Linked DNA regions of Homo sapiens: region 2 is linked to region 1. The links are chromatin contacts, found by Hi-C or POLR2A ChIA-PET in ENCODE. All regions are on one chromosome and are shown on one strand. Each heading gives the region's core, a stretch centred on a gene start or an enhancer-like site at or near the end of the contact. The rest is flanking DNA. Distances are from core to core; before and after follow the strand shown. Region 1 overlaps FAR2 (fatty acyl-CoA reductase 2). Region 2 has its middle 45 kb from the start of FAR2.

What was found. Hi-C counts contacts between places; a loop is a spot of excess contacts on that map. ChIA-PET counts read pairs that join two places held with the same protein, here RNA polymerase II (POLR2A). Pooled maps may share reads with other maps.
Region 2: a pooled map shows a loop between it and region 1 (3-fold over the local background). The contact joins two enhancer-like sites. A Hi-C loop is called at or near these places in 2 of 50 pooled maps. POLR2A ChIA-PET finds 5 or more read pairs at or near these places in 2 of 52 experiments (PC-9 and T-cell).

Annotation. Positions count from the first base shown.
Region 1 is chr12:29,204,748-29,212,219 of GRCh38, forward strand. All of the region lies in intron 1 of FAR2 (fatty acyl-CoA reductase 2), which reads left to right. Among named protein-coding and RNA genes, the nearest start is that of FAR2, 59 kb to the left of the region's middle. Within about 2 kb of position 4,349, at least 3 of the 41 ENCODE cell types and tissues checked have a DNase peak (open chromatin) inside an H3K27ac peak, as active enhancers do.
Region 2 is chr12:29,100,625-29,107,690 of GRCh38, forward strand. No RefSeq gene overlaps it. Among named protein-coding and RNA genes, the nearest start is that of FAR2, 45 kb to the right of the region's middle. Within about 2 kb of position 3,072, at least 5 of the 41 ENCODE cell types and tissues checked have a DNase peak (open chromatin) inside an H3K27ac peak, as active enhancers do.

The DNA of each region.
Region 1 (7,472 bases), core at 3,099-5,598:
TCTTACATGGCCAGAGCAGGAGGAAATGGGTGGAAGCGGGGAGGTGCTACACACTTTTAAACAACCGGATCTCAGAATAACTCACTCATTCACTATCACGGGAACAGCACCAAGGAGATGGTGCTAACCCATTCATGAGAACTTCACTCCCATGATCCCATCACCTCCCACCAGGCCCCACCTCCAACAATGGAGATTATAATTCAACATGAGATTTGGTGGAGACACAGATCCAAACCATATCAAGCTCTATACCTGCTCAGCTGCCATGTGCTCTTACAAGATCTTTTTCTTGATGGAATCTTAGTGATGGTCCATTTATGATATCAAAATAATTACAAAACTTTTTACATTGTTGCTTTCATGGAGAAATTTGAGGTTCTCCATTGACTTATACAGTGGAACCCACCATATGCAAATCACCCTTGTTGCTGTGACTGGGTATGTTACTACAAGTTTATGCATTTTACTGTGTCCAGGAAATAGTACTTGTTTGTCGCTTACCAGATCTGAATTATTACAGAGATTTTCAGAGGTATGGATAGAGGTCTGTCAAACAGGGATAAAGCATTATTTTATCTAGTCTCAGCAAAGAACATGTCTGATAATTTCCAGTGTTCTTGATGTGTTATACCAAAATTTGTTCTCTTACCCTACGTGTTCTGCTGATCTGAAGCACAAAATTTCCACATCATAGTGTTTGTTGAATGGTTAAAAGAGAAGAAAAAAATGAATGACATGTGGATACTAAAATCTATTCCACACTTTAAGCTCCTGCTGTTTTGGTAGGTATGTGGTGATAGTGCAGCCAAATGCTACCAGAGGCTACAGAACAGGTTCTGAAGACAAGGAGGCCAATGAAATGGAAAAAAAGCTTCATGGTCCTTTAAATCTGGATGAAATAATAGTACTACCCAAACTCAAAGGTTCTCACATAGAGGGAAAACAAGAAGCATCCTTGATGTCTGAAAGGGTCTCAGTGATTCAGAAATCTCCATTTCTAGGAAATAGCAACTATGTCACACAGCTGAATGTTAAAGGAGGCTGCAGATGTTTAATATTAAAGAGGTCCGGAACTTATTCTTGTTTTTGCTTTTTTTTTTTAATTAGCTGTATTTTATTTTTCTGGATTGTGGGGATTAGATGCTCATTATGAAAAGCTGATTTTTAAAAAAACCAATCCCTCTACTTTGACTAGAGGCTAGGAATTATGTCTTAATGGTAGCTATCTCCCAGGAGTAGAAGCATAATAAAGATGCAATTTATTAAATAGTGTTTCCCTTTCATTTACTCTCAGATACTCACTAGTCATTGCTGGGAAGCATATTCAGCCAGTGAGAATGGTTCTATACCACTTATTTGTCTGACTTGTTTCCCAAGGGAATGGATGAGGACCACCCAAAGATCCAGCAGTCCTCACCCTTGTGCAGAATTGAACCAAGCAGCTTGTCTTTCATCAGGTTTTGCATATTGGATCACAGTGACTTCTATTGCCTATTGAACTTTTTCAGATTGTTGCAACATTCCTTCGAGATTTGGTACCAGGAGCAATTAAGCCAGTATATTCCAAAGGTGACGCCAGAGTTTACCTGATACAAATACTTGGCTCATCTGTGCTAAGACTGATTGAGAAAATGTACTGAAATGTTCCAGATGCTGGCATATATTTAACCTGGCACAAGGCCTCAGACCCTGAGAGCCCTGCCCCATGGTACCACAGGGCACACAACTTTCCCACAAAGTTCATCTGTGGCTGTCATGGATAAAATAATGGTTTGGCTTTGCTTTAGTGCCTCTGGCCCCTTTCAGGCAATCAAAAATATTTATTGACCCCTAACTAAATGGAAGGCACAGTGGGACTCAATTCTCACAATTTCTGCCTCTAATTGGGGAATTAAGACACACAGACATTTAAGGAAGGGAAAGAATAGGCTAAGTGTTAAATAGGAATAAAAGAAGATGATAATATGAAATGACATAAGGCAGTTCATGTTTACTTGCCAAAGGACTGATGTAACTACAGTGGGCTTGGTGGAGAGAGACACACCTGGCATCCCAGAGTAGCGTGGGCAGGCATCAGGGATGAAGTCAGATTTGGTGTGAGCATCGGATAGGTCAGTGATTCTCAACCCACCCTGGACATAAGGGCCATCTGGAAAGATTTCAAAAAATGCCAAATAGGATGCCACCAGCCGGGCACAGAAGAGGAGTGGGAATGTCTGAAGAAGGACATAAAGGTTTCAGCAAACAAGCTTTGGTCTGCCAACCAAAGCTTGTTTGGTTGTAGGAGAAAGTTGGTGTGAGAGAAAAAAAGAGAGAAGGCAGAAAAGTCAGGTTGCATCTGACTCTTAAATGGTCTTGCATACCAGGCCAAGGAATTTGGAAACGTATTTGACAATCTTTCTTCTGTTGAGGACAATGGAGTAAATTTAGCCACAACGCCTGACTTTTTCAGCTGGAGAAATATTTGCTTTCCTCCGTATCATGTATTTCCTCACTTCCCACTCTGGCCCCCTGCTTAGAAACTTCGGTTTAACAGGAAATAAGTGTAGACACATGCTAATACTTCACCAGTTCCTCATTCTCTCAAATACAGGATCCTGGCTGATACTATGGGAATGTGATTCAGAAAGTACAAGTACTATGTAGAATTCCCCTGAGTAGTAGCCAGGAGGGGTCACCAAGAGGCAGCAAATTTAGTCTCTCCAACAAGGTAAAGCAGGCCACCCTGGGTTCTCATCCCATTTACAAGGACAAAGGGAGTCGGCACTATCACCTCCAGAATTACGGATGCTTTCACTACAGTTTCCATTTACTTGCTACTATGGTTTGTTCTCGTTTCTCTGATTTTTTTTTCTCTTTTTCCCTTTTTTGAAGAATGGACCTGGGTAAAGTTATGATCATATTATGGCTAATATTGGGCTGAAACAGACTGGATGGATGGATGGATAGATAGACAGATGATACATAGGGATAGATTATTTGTGAAGAGGACTGCCTAACTAAAAGGAAATATTTCAGCTTACAGCTGGCACTTTATAAGACTCTTTGCAGATAAAATTCTGTTAGACCTTTAAAGAAAATAAATTTCACACTACTGTCCTAATGCAGGAACTTGAACACAGCACATTAACTGTAAGTCTTTGCTTATTCATATGGTGAGACTTATTTAGGCCAGGCATGGTGGCTCACACCTGTGGTCCCAGCATTTTGGGAGGCCAGGACAGGAGGATTACTTGGGTCCAGAAGCTCAAGCCCAGCCTAGTCAACAGACCGAGATCCCCATCCCTATGAAATATGTTTTAAAAACTTATATAAAATAGTATTTCAAGTCAGTTTGTGTATTAGTATTAAAAGAAGTGTGTTGCTTTGCAGCTGACTAGAAGCTCAGCATTTCCTAGCTGGGCAAGAGCTTTGAGCATGATTGCAGCATCTCTGCAGAAAAACTACATTCTAAAAGCAACGGAAATCCTCCTGCTGCCCTTCTTCCTCTGAACTGAAGTTTAAAGACCATGGGCACTGCTGGTGACCTCCACAGAGTGTTTCAGTTCCTACCCTCTACTCCCACTCAGCATCACTGAACAGACACAGGCTAGACAGGGCAGTCTGCAGCCCAGACTGTGGTGAGGTGGGAACTGCAGTCCTACTACTTGGTCCATTGAAAGAGGAGGCCAAGAGGCAGAAAATGTTCCCTCTTAATTTTACCGTGTAACCTTTCTTAAGGTGTGGCATGCAACTATGTAATGATCACAATTGTTATATTGTTTATACATCATTTATATTTCTATCATCAGATTTTACTCAAAGGTTTACTGTGGTTGGCTTCACAAGAAGTGTAATTCTGCGTTATTCAGGTATCAGGAAGTGTTTATTAAAACTCTGGTCTTGAGCTGAGTGCCAGAGAGAAAAAAAAAATGCCCACCTGTTGGCCAGTCTAGCTCTGGAGACAAAATTATAAAATATGAGCTAATTAGAGAGTAAATGAATGCTAAAGTGAGAGATGTTTACAACAGCTGCAGGACACATTCTGAAAAGGAAATCATTGTGTGCACTGGAGTGTTTATCTGAAACCTAGAATTGGACTAATGAGTAGGATTTTATTTCTTAGTAGTGCGGGGAAAATGAGCAAAATCATGGGAGAATGTTCCAATGGCAAAATGCAACCTCGGTGTGGCAAAATAGAAGCTAATGTGAGGAAACCAACCTGCTTTAGGTGGTTTAGTCTGATGAAGACACACAGACTACTCAAAAGGGAGAACGAGGCAAGTCAGAAGACAGGCTCAGAGGCTATTGCAGAAATTCAGGCAGGAGGTAATTCAGACCTGAACTAATCTTAAAAAAAAAAAAAAGTACTACACAGGAAAAGCAATAAGAAGACCCACGGGGAATTTCACTGGAAGAGTCCAAGGGTCATATAATGTTTCCAGCTAAAGAGGAAGGTGAGAGATCATATACTTTAATGAGTAACAAAATGCTGTCCCCTGGCATCAGTGTTTTCAGCAGTTATTGCCTTTAGAGATGCTTTTGATTTTACAAGTGTATTCCTATGCTTAAAGTCTTCTCTCACTATCTTCTTTCTTACCTTAGATAAGATGCATCAGGTCAATCGTCAATGTATTGATTTTGAGGTTGGACTATCTTGGGCTCCAAGTCTTCTAGAACTGAACCTGTTCAGCTCATAAAGTGGTGTCTTCCTTTAGGACAGATAGCATTTAATAGTTTTCAAAGGTCAGGTTGGGTCAGTAGTAGGAGTGGTGATTTCACTGCCTCTGACCCTGGGAAGAAGTTACTGCTGGCCCTTGAAATTCCAGTTCTGCTGGAGGAAAACTGGAAGATGGGTTTGCTAGGCTGGCTGTGTAGAAATGAATATTGTGGGCTTGCTTCCTTGCCACTAGTTTGTAAGAATATGTCAACTCTTTTCTGCTACAAAGAAGGATGTCTGCTCTGTGTGTGTGTGTGTGTGTGTGTGTGTCTGTGTGTGTAAAAGAAAGAATAAAAGAATGCGTAAAAGAAAGAATAGTGAACTAAAAAGCAGATGAGCTGATTTTAATTTCAGCCCTGCCTCACAATACTCATTTACATACACTAATTTTGTGACTTTGGCAATTCATTTAATTTCTTATGGTTTCTTATGCTTTTCTTACTTCATCTCATCAGCATCATAACAATTGTTATTAGGCAGGGTACAGTGACCCAGACCTGTAATTCTAGCACTTTGGGAAGCTGAGGCAGGAAGATTGCTTGAGCCCAGGAGTTCAAGACCAGCCTGGGCAATATAAGGAGACCTCTGTCTCTATAAAAATAAAAATAATCAACCGGGTGTGGTGGCGTGCACCTGTAGTCCCAGCTACTTGGAGGCTGAAAGTGGGAAGATCAATTGAGCCCCGGAGGTCAATGCTACAGAGCTAGGATCATGCCACTGCACTCCAGCCTGGGTGACAGAGTGAGAACCTCTCTCAAAATAAATTAATTAAATATTTATTAGTTAATTAGTTAAATTAATTCTGTTTTAGAAAAAAAGCAATTATTATCACAAGCTAGACAGTTTATCAGTGTTTACTCTAAGATACTCTAATCAAGGTAACAGAAACTCAAAAATACTATCCAAAGTCGGGACCTTGCAAGTGTCTATTTCAAGACTGATTTCCAAGCCCAGGTTCTTTGTGCCACCTCACACCAGAGGTGCATGTCGTCAGGAAGAGCTATGCCATAAGTGGCCAGCCATGTCTTCAGTTGCTAGTGGTTTGGCCTTATTGTATGTAAAAATATATTTATGTATATAAAAACAGTAGAGATTCTGGCAATAAGAATAGATGAATATTCCGCAGTGACTTAGGCTTTCTGTTACATATTCATTGTGATGCCAGTTGGCAGAGGACTAAGCTGGCCATTCCAAATATGATTTCTTTTTTAACTCTTGTAAAACTGTATTGGCTGGGCTCATGCCTGTAATCCCAGCACTTTGGGAGGCCAAGGTGGGCAGATCATGAGGTCAGAAGTTTGAGACCAGCCTGGCCAATATGCTGGAACCCCGTCTCTACTAAAAATAGAAAACTTAATCGGGTGCGGTGGCATGGGCCTGTAGTCCCAGCTACTCTGGAGGCAGAAGAATCACTTGAACCCGGGATGCGGAGGCTGCAGTGAGCCAAGATTGTGCCACTGTACTGGGTGTGACAGAGTGAGACTCCGTCTTAAAAACAAAAAAAAAACTATATCATTCTTATAAGTGGGAGAGTCATTTACTACTTTCATGCCTATAGTGTGTGTGTGTATGTGTGTGTGTGTGCATATATATATATTAGCCATATGTAGGTTTTCATGAAACTGATCTCTGTAGGGTTGATTTTTAGTCTGGCTTCTGCTGAGTTGCATTCTTCTTCTTAAGAATATCTTGTGGACCAGGTGCGGTGGCTCACACCTATAATCCCAACTACTTGGGAGGCTGAGACAGGAGAATTGCTTGAACCTGGGAAGCGGAGGTTGTAGTGACCGGAGATCACGCCACTGCACTCCGGCCTGGGCAATGGAGCAATACTCCGTCTCAAAAAGAAAAAAAGAATATCTTGAATATCTTGTGGGTGTTCTTACATAACCCAGTCAAAAAGACAGATAAGCTCCTCCTAGCCTCTTTCTAAGACTTTAAAGAGTGCTTTACATTTATGAAATGCATATACATTATTATATTTGACCGATCATAATGTTGTCACATAAGTCTATCCTAGCAAGTTAAGTATATCAACAAGTTTAGAAAACTATATTCAGAAAAATTCAGTGCATGTCTAGTAACTGGTTGGCTCAGGGTCAGAATGCAGGTTTTTCTGCTCCTATTGCAGTAGTTGTGCCATCATAAGCGAGCAACTGACCCTTTAAGTTACTGAGCTGCAATGGTGACTTACGAGAGAATCAACTCCCTGTAACTTCATAGCTGTAGAAAAATCATAGCTGCAGAAAAAATAGATTGAAAAAGATGGTGCTATGTGAGTGGCATCATGTTCTACCAAAATTCATATGGTGAAGTCTTAATCCCAGTAGCTCAGAATGTGACTTTATTTGGAAATAACTGTTGTCACAGATATAATTACTTAAGCCGAGGTCATCCCAAAGCAGAGTGGACTCCTAATCTAGTATGACTGGTATTCTTATGAAAAGGGAAAATTTGGACACAGAGACACACACACACACAGGGAGAAAACCATGTGAATAACGAAGTTTTGCTGTCATGAGCCAACAAAATACCAGAAGCTAGGAGAGAGAGGCCTGGAACAGATCCTTCCCTAGTGCCTTCAGAGGGATCAGCCTGGGTGACAGAGCAAGACTCTGTCTCAAAATAAATAAATAAAAGACAAATTCTCAAAGTACGTTCAGAAATATTTTATCCTATTTTTTGAGAACAAATACCTATTCATCAAGCTACTACCAATAAAATTATATGAATCTAATCCTGAGACAACTTAAAGCAAATACTTAAAAAT
Region 2 (7,066 bases), core at 1,822-4,321, 110 kb before region 1:
CATCAGTAGCTAGTGGCAGAGTGAAGATTAGAACCAGGGTCTAATGCGAAAGTCGTATTCAGAATTACTGGATTTTTAAATATCTTCATTGTGGTTCATATCACACCATATTATAACTTCGTGTATGTGTATTTTAGTTTTAAACTTAATATACATGGTAATGAACAAAAAAATGATTTTCTCAAATTTTAAGCCTTACATGATCCTTCTCTTGCCTGAAATTAGGCTGTCCAATGCATACATTTTTTTGTATCCTGCCTGGATCACCCTAATTTGCCCTCCTTTGTTGGGGGGAAGAGGGATATATGTATATTTATGAACCCAGAGACAGAAATAAATGAACAGAAAAAGCTGGTGGTTCTGATTCTTTGCCATAAAACTCCAGGAGTTCAGTGAACTAAACTATGAAATTCTCTGTCTCTCTAACCAAGTGTCACACTTTGCCTGAAAATCACTAAAGATGTGGTTACAACTAGCTGTGTTCCTGTTATAAATAATGAGCCGATATTGATGTGTTATCATCAACTAATGTACATAGTTAACATTAGAGTTTACTCTTTGTGCTGTATATTCTATGGATTTTGACAAACGTATAATGATATATATTCACCATTACAGAATACTACAGACTACTAGTTTCACTGACCTAAATATCCCCTGTGCTACACCTATTCATCCCTCCTTCCTTCCGCTTGAGCTCCTGGCAACCACTTATCTTTTTAGTGTCTCCATAGTTTTGCCTTTTTCAGAACATCATATAGTTGAAATCATACAACACATTGCTTTTTCAGATTGGCTTCTTTCACTTAGTAAAATGCATTTAAGTTTTCTCTATGTATGTCATGATTTGAAAGCTTATTCTTTTTTATCACTGAATAATATTTGATAGTCTGCATGTACCACCATTTATTTATTCATTCACCTGTTAAAGGACATCTTGGTTGCTTCCAGGTTTTAGTAACTATGAATAAAGCTGCTATAAACATTCATGTGCAGGTTTTTGTGTGGACATAAGATTTTAACTCCTTTGGGTAAATACCAAGGAGCATATTGCTGGATCATATGGTAAGAGTGTGTTTAGTTCTACAAGAAACTGCTAAATAGTCTTCCAAAGTGGCTGTACCATTTTGCACTTCTACCAGCAATGAATGAAAGTGCCTATTACTCCACATCCTTAGCAGAATTTAGTGTTGTCAGTATTTTGGATATCTGCCATTCTAATAGTTATATAGTGGCATCTCGTTGTTGTTTTAATTTAAATCCCTACTGACATATGATACTGAGCATTTTCTCATTTGCCATTTGATATCTTCTTTGATTGTCTGTTGAGATATTTTGCTTATTTTTAATTGGGTTGTTTGCTTTCTTACCTTTGAGTTTTAAGAATTCTTTGCATATTTTGAATACCAGTTCTTCTAGATGTGTATTTTTCAAAGGTTTTCCCCCAGTCTGTGGCTTGCTTTATTCTCTTAACATTATCTATGTAAAGCAGTTTTTAATTTAAAAAATCTAGTATACTAATTTCTTCTTTAATGGATTGTGTTTTTCATGCAGTATCTAAGAATTCATGGCCAAACCGTAGTTAATCTACCTGTTTTTCTGCTGTCTGCTGGGAGTTTTATAGTTTGGTGTTTGGCACTTCATTAAAAAAAATAGTGTTTTCTACTATATTTGTCGTGATATCCAAAAATTCCCCACAAAAAATAAAAAGTCTTTTCTGACTAGTTATTTTCTACTTCTTCTATGGATTTAAATCGTTTTAGTCTACTAGCTTATAAAAATGAGTATTTTCCCTTGAAACAATTTTTATGTGCTTTTGGCTAAATGCATAGTTTACAAATAGACTGCAGATGAGCTAAAGATAAAGAGAACTGTTATCTTCATAATAATAATAGAAGTGCTTCCTGGTAAAATTTGCCCTGTAATCGTAGTCATCTTTAGAATGACTAAGGGATTGATTCTATCAAGAAGCCTATAATTGCTCAGGTCTCATCTTCAAGGTTAGGACAGACCACTAGGTTGGGTAGAAGAATATAGAGTAGTAAAGTGGAGGGGGTTTTTAAATGTTGTTTTAAACTCCCATATTTTGAAACATTTGCAAATAAATCAATTTTTAAATATAAAACAAACAAATAAAATTACAAAATTTAAATACATCAAAATGATAGAAAAAGAAAACTACTAAATACGTTAAAAATAGGTTGAATACAATGAAACTCACACCTGTACTTCATTCCATTGTCATCAGCCAGTCAAGGAAAGATACTGTGAGATCTTATGAAGCCAGCCAAAAAGAACTGCGGTTTTATTCATCAACTCTGGGCAGTGAAGCCTTTCAAGTACTGATAGGATCTGTAGCTACTGACTACATCAAATATTTTTTATCATCAGTTAACACACTGCAGAAATAATGATACCTACTTTGCATTTTCCCTATGTGTAACTTAACACAAGGTCATGAAAACTATACAACTTTGCATTTTGGAAACCAGGGTACATGTCAACAAGGGCAGGATTTCTTTTGCAGAAAACAACTAAGTTCCCTTTGCTGTTTTCATTTTGATAGGTTTTTTTCCTGAGTCCTTGCTGGAATAAAAACGATCATTTTTTTACAGTATTAGATTGGAATGAGTGGTTATATTTTTCAGAAATTTCATTGATATTTCTTACTACATTTCTTTATTTTGCTGTTTATTATGTGATGATAGTGGTTAATATTTATCAAGGGCTATATAATACCAAGCACTGTGCTATGCAATTTGCATTGATCATCTTGTTAATTTTCATACTAACTGATAAGACAGCTTTATTTTTATTCCCATTCTACACATGAAGGAAGACTCTACACATGAGTCTTGGACTTTAATGATTTGCCTGGAGTAACACAGGCAAATTCAAACCCAGGCCCTCTGGCTTCAAACCCCATGCCTTACGCTGTCTCATTGCAATATTTTCTTATGAGTGTTATGAAATTGAAACTGAAACTCAGTGATTATCACCAATATCTCCAAATTTCTAACCGGTTTCTTGCTTTCAGGGTTGTTCCTCTCAAGTTTATCCCATGCACAGCTACCACTGCGGTTTATCGAAAATGAAACCTACTCATGTCATTTCCTGCCTCACACATTTCGAGGCTTCTCCATGTTCTACAGAATAAGATCTAAGATCCTTAGCACAGCATCCAAGAGCCTCTCTGTGCAGGCCCCTGCTTCACATCCCTCAGTTCCCCCTTCCCACATTTACATTGTCACCATAGGGAACATCTTGTGCCTCCTCACACACACTCCACAGTCTTTTACCTTGTTTCTGAATCACACAAGCTATTGTTTTCTGCATGCATGGTTCTTCCCCACACTACACCAAAGCCTCTTTCCATCAGGGAAACATTTCCTATTTGTCTCCAAGAATCCTTCTCTTACCAAACATTCCCTTGCCCTCTACACTTCATTGGTTGATGCTTTCCCCTCTGCACTAGCAGAATATCCCCTAGAATTTTATTTATGACACTATATTACAGTAATAATACTAATGTCAGCATCTCCCACTAGACTATGGGTTCTTCAAAGGCAGGATAGACCTCACTCACTTTTAACTATGTATAGATCTTGGATGATGAAGAAAGAAGGCCAGTGCTGAGAGCTAGGAGAATGATCGAGTTATTAGCCCTACCTTTGGATGGTTCTCCATTACCATGTATCACTTTAGGTGCTTTTGGTTTGCTACCAAGAAAACCAAGGAGTAGAAAGAGGGAAGCGCAGTGGCTCCACTTCTCACCTGAGCCTAGTTTGAGGTCTGCAATTCCTGAGACATTACCAAGGTTCTTTTGTGTTTTCAGCTCCTGAACAGTTTGCTGTAGGTGGGACAGATCCTAAAAGAATCGTGTTAAGTGTATTAATGTTCCATCTAGTCTCAAAATAGAACCAGGAGTTAGGAAACATGTTGATCGAGGCAGTGAATCAGTGTTACTAAAAACCTTCAATTGCATCATGACTTTTTAAGAAAAATGTGAATTGAAAATGCCCATGTTTTATTTCACACCCATGGCTTTGCTCATAGTTGCCAAGACATAGATCTCAATACAACAGGCTTCCTGTTTCAATTCGAAGTAGTCTGGTAAAGAACAAAACAGTCATGTCTTGTAAGATACAGAATTATTTCTCCCTCCAATTATTTTTACAATGAAGTGTGATCTAATGCCACTGTCTCCCCTTTTGCAGACCTCACACTGTTCATTTATTTTTTGGTCTCACTAAGTCACTTGCTTCAGTGTGTCAGTTTCCTCAGGTAGAAGGCTGCCCATAATAGAACTGTTGTGGTTACTTAAAAGACAGGAAAGCAATTTTTAAAATAAAACCCTGCTGTTTTAAGCTCTTTGTAGATGTTGAGGCCAAATTATGCCTATTGACATTAACCTACCTGACTTCAATTTCAATTCATTCATTCAACAAGCAAGTATGGAATTTATGATATTACTTTAAAATGCATTGAAAGGTTTGTTGCCAAGGAACCTGCTAAATAACCTTCTAAGCTTGTTAACATGAGTAACTCCTGATTTATGTTAAATAAAAGTAATTCTTAGAACTGAAGTGTTTACTTATCTTCTTCTTTATCTGTCAAGAAATAAAAAAAATCAACCTTCAAGAGGGGGAAAAATCACAAAGTGTAAAATAATAGAAAGGGCAATAGGACCACACAATCTCAGCCATCCTCAAGATCTGAAGTCTGAAGCCTCACACCCAGATCTTCCCTGATCTCATGCCAAAGATCTAATGTATAAGCAAAAGAGGGCTAGATTGTTTAGTAAGCATTTCTATTTTGTTACAGGAAGTTCCAGATGTGAAACATCCATGGAAAAAAGAATTTAATAGCCCGGTATTTAAGTATATTCTGAGTATATTGATTTTAAAATGAACTGCTCTTTTAGATTATACGCCTCTATATATCTCATTCATGGAATAAGAAAAATTGTTACATCATTTTCCAAGAGATCAAGTATTTCAAAACCATGGGTGTATAAATGCAGTTTTGATCACATTTACACACAAATTCACACACACACACACACATACACAAACATAATTTCAAGTTAAGATACTACAACCATTCTCCACTGCCATCAATTTTGAATTATTTTTTCCTAAATGCAATGTTCTCCAGCTAATTTTTAAAATCATTTCAGCTGTAAAGTGGGGATAGTAGTATTGCCTCCTTCATAAGACTGTTATGAGAATTAAATGAGCAAATATATGAAAAGCATTTATAATATTGCAGCACATAGCAAGTATCATTTAAGAGTTAGCTATTATGGCCTGGTGGGGCGGCTCATGCCTGTAATCCCAGCACTTTGGGAGGCCAAGGTAGGCAGATCACCTGAGGTCAGGAGTTCAAGACCAGCCTGATCAACATGGTGAAACTCTGTCTCTACTAAAAATAAAAAATTAGCTGGGCGTGGTGTTGCACACCTGTAATCCCAACTACTCGGGGGGCTGAGGCAGGAGAATTGCCTGAACCCTGATGTTGGAGGTTGCAGTGAGCTGAGATCATGCCATTGCACTCCAGCCTGGGCAACAGAGCGAGATTCCATTTAAAAAAAAAAAAAGAGAGAGAGAGTTAGCAATTACTATGTATCCAAAAGCTATGATATTTTTAGAAATGAAACATTTCCTCCAATTTACATCCACAATTCAGATGACATGAAAGCCTAGGCTGTAGGAAACCAAAACAACCTTACAAGCAACGATAACAAACAGAAGTACAAGTAAGTACAAGTAGTATAGAAAAGAAGTTCATCTCCATAAAATGATGATTATGTAAGAAGGTTAGAGTTGTCTGTGTTGAATTTTTCACGTGTGTGAGGAGTAATCTTACTTTTGGTAGTAGCAAAAATCTGTTTTGTGTTGCTTTGCAAATGAAGATGTGTATTAGGAAGATGGTATTCTGAAGCCATAGTGACATGGATTCAATTAGGCCAGTTGCAGGCCTGTAAAGGGACTGGAGGATGAGGAATGGACACAGAGCTGATAAAGCATAAAGCAAGCCAAAGGGAGAAGAACTGAAAATAGTTAGCTGAGCAGAGATGTGTAGTGGTGATGTCGTGGAAGGGGAATAGCAAATTATCAAAAAGGAGAAAAAGGAAATAGACTAAAAACTGAAGGATAGAGGAAGAACAGAACCTGCGGATGACAAGTAGAAGGAAGGATGGAGACATGGAAAGTGTAAGAGTGGGATCTAAATTCACACAGGCTAAGAACAGGCTTTACCTTGGAGGCAGAATAAAGAGGAGAACAGAAGGGATTATTTAAATCATATCTGAGCAGTCCTGGTACCCCCAATGGAGTCATTCCAAGATTTTCAGCATGATAAAATTGCCTGAACTATATAAAACTTGAACATATAAAACTCTTCTAATAGTATCTATTTTATGCCATAACACTCACACATAACAACAAAATATAATTGTACATCAAAATCATCTTTGCACCTTATTTAATGGAAGCTGGCCGAAACAGAGTCCAGCAGTGCACCTAGGACAGAAGGGGGCTGTAATGCAAGGTGATGTCTCAAGCCAGAGAAAGGCAGAGAAGAATCAGGAGCAAGCCGTTATGGCGAAGGAGTGAGGACACAGCCTGTACCCTGAAAGCAATGCTAAACTAAGAAACAAACAGATGTTGAGATGGATGTATAGCAAGTATTCATAGAATTTATGTCAGGGTGGTAGGATCAATCTTTATTTTTATTTTGCTAAAATGCATTGTATTTTCTAAGGTTTTTGGTGAGCATGTTAGATTTTTATAATTTAAAAAAAGCGTTTTCCAAAAACAATGAAACCAAATAAACTAAAATAACCAAACTCAGAGGCCACTTGAAAGCAGCTGAGAATGCTGCTCCCTGGGATACACTTGTACTGCTCTGCTCACACACTGTAGCTCCTGCCCCCACACACTGTAAAAGTGCTGCCCATCATTTGACCATTGTCTTTTTTTTAAATATGTATATATATGCTTTATATATATTTAATATTTAATATATATTATATATTAAATATATATATAAAGCATATATATAT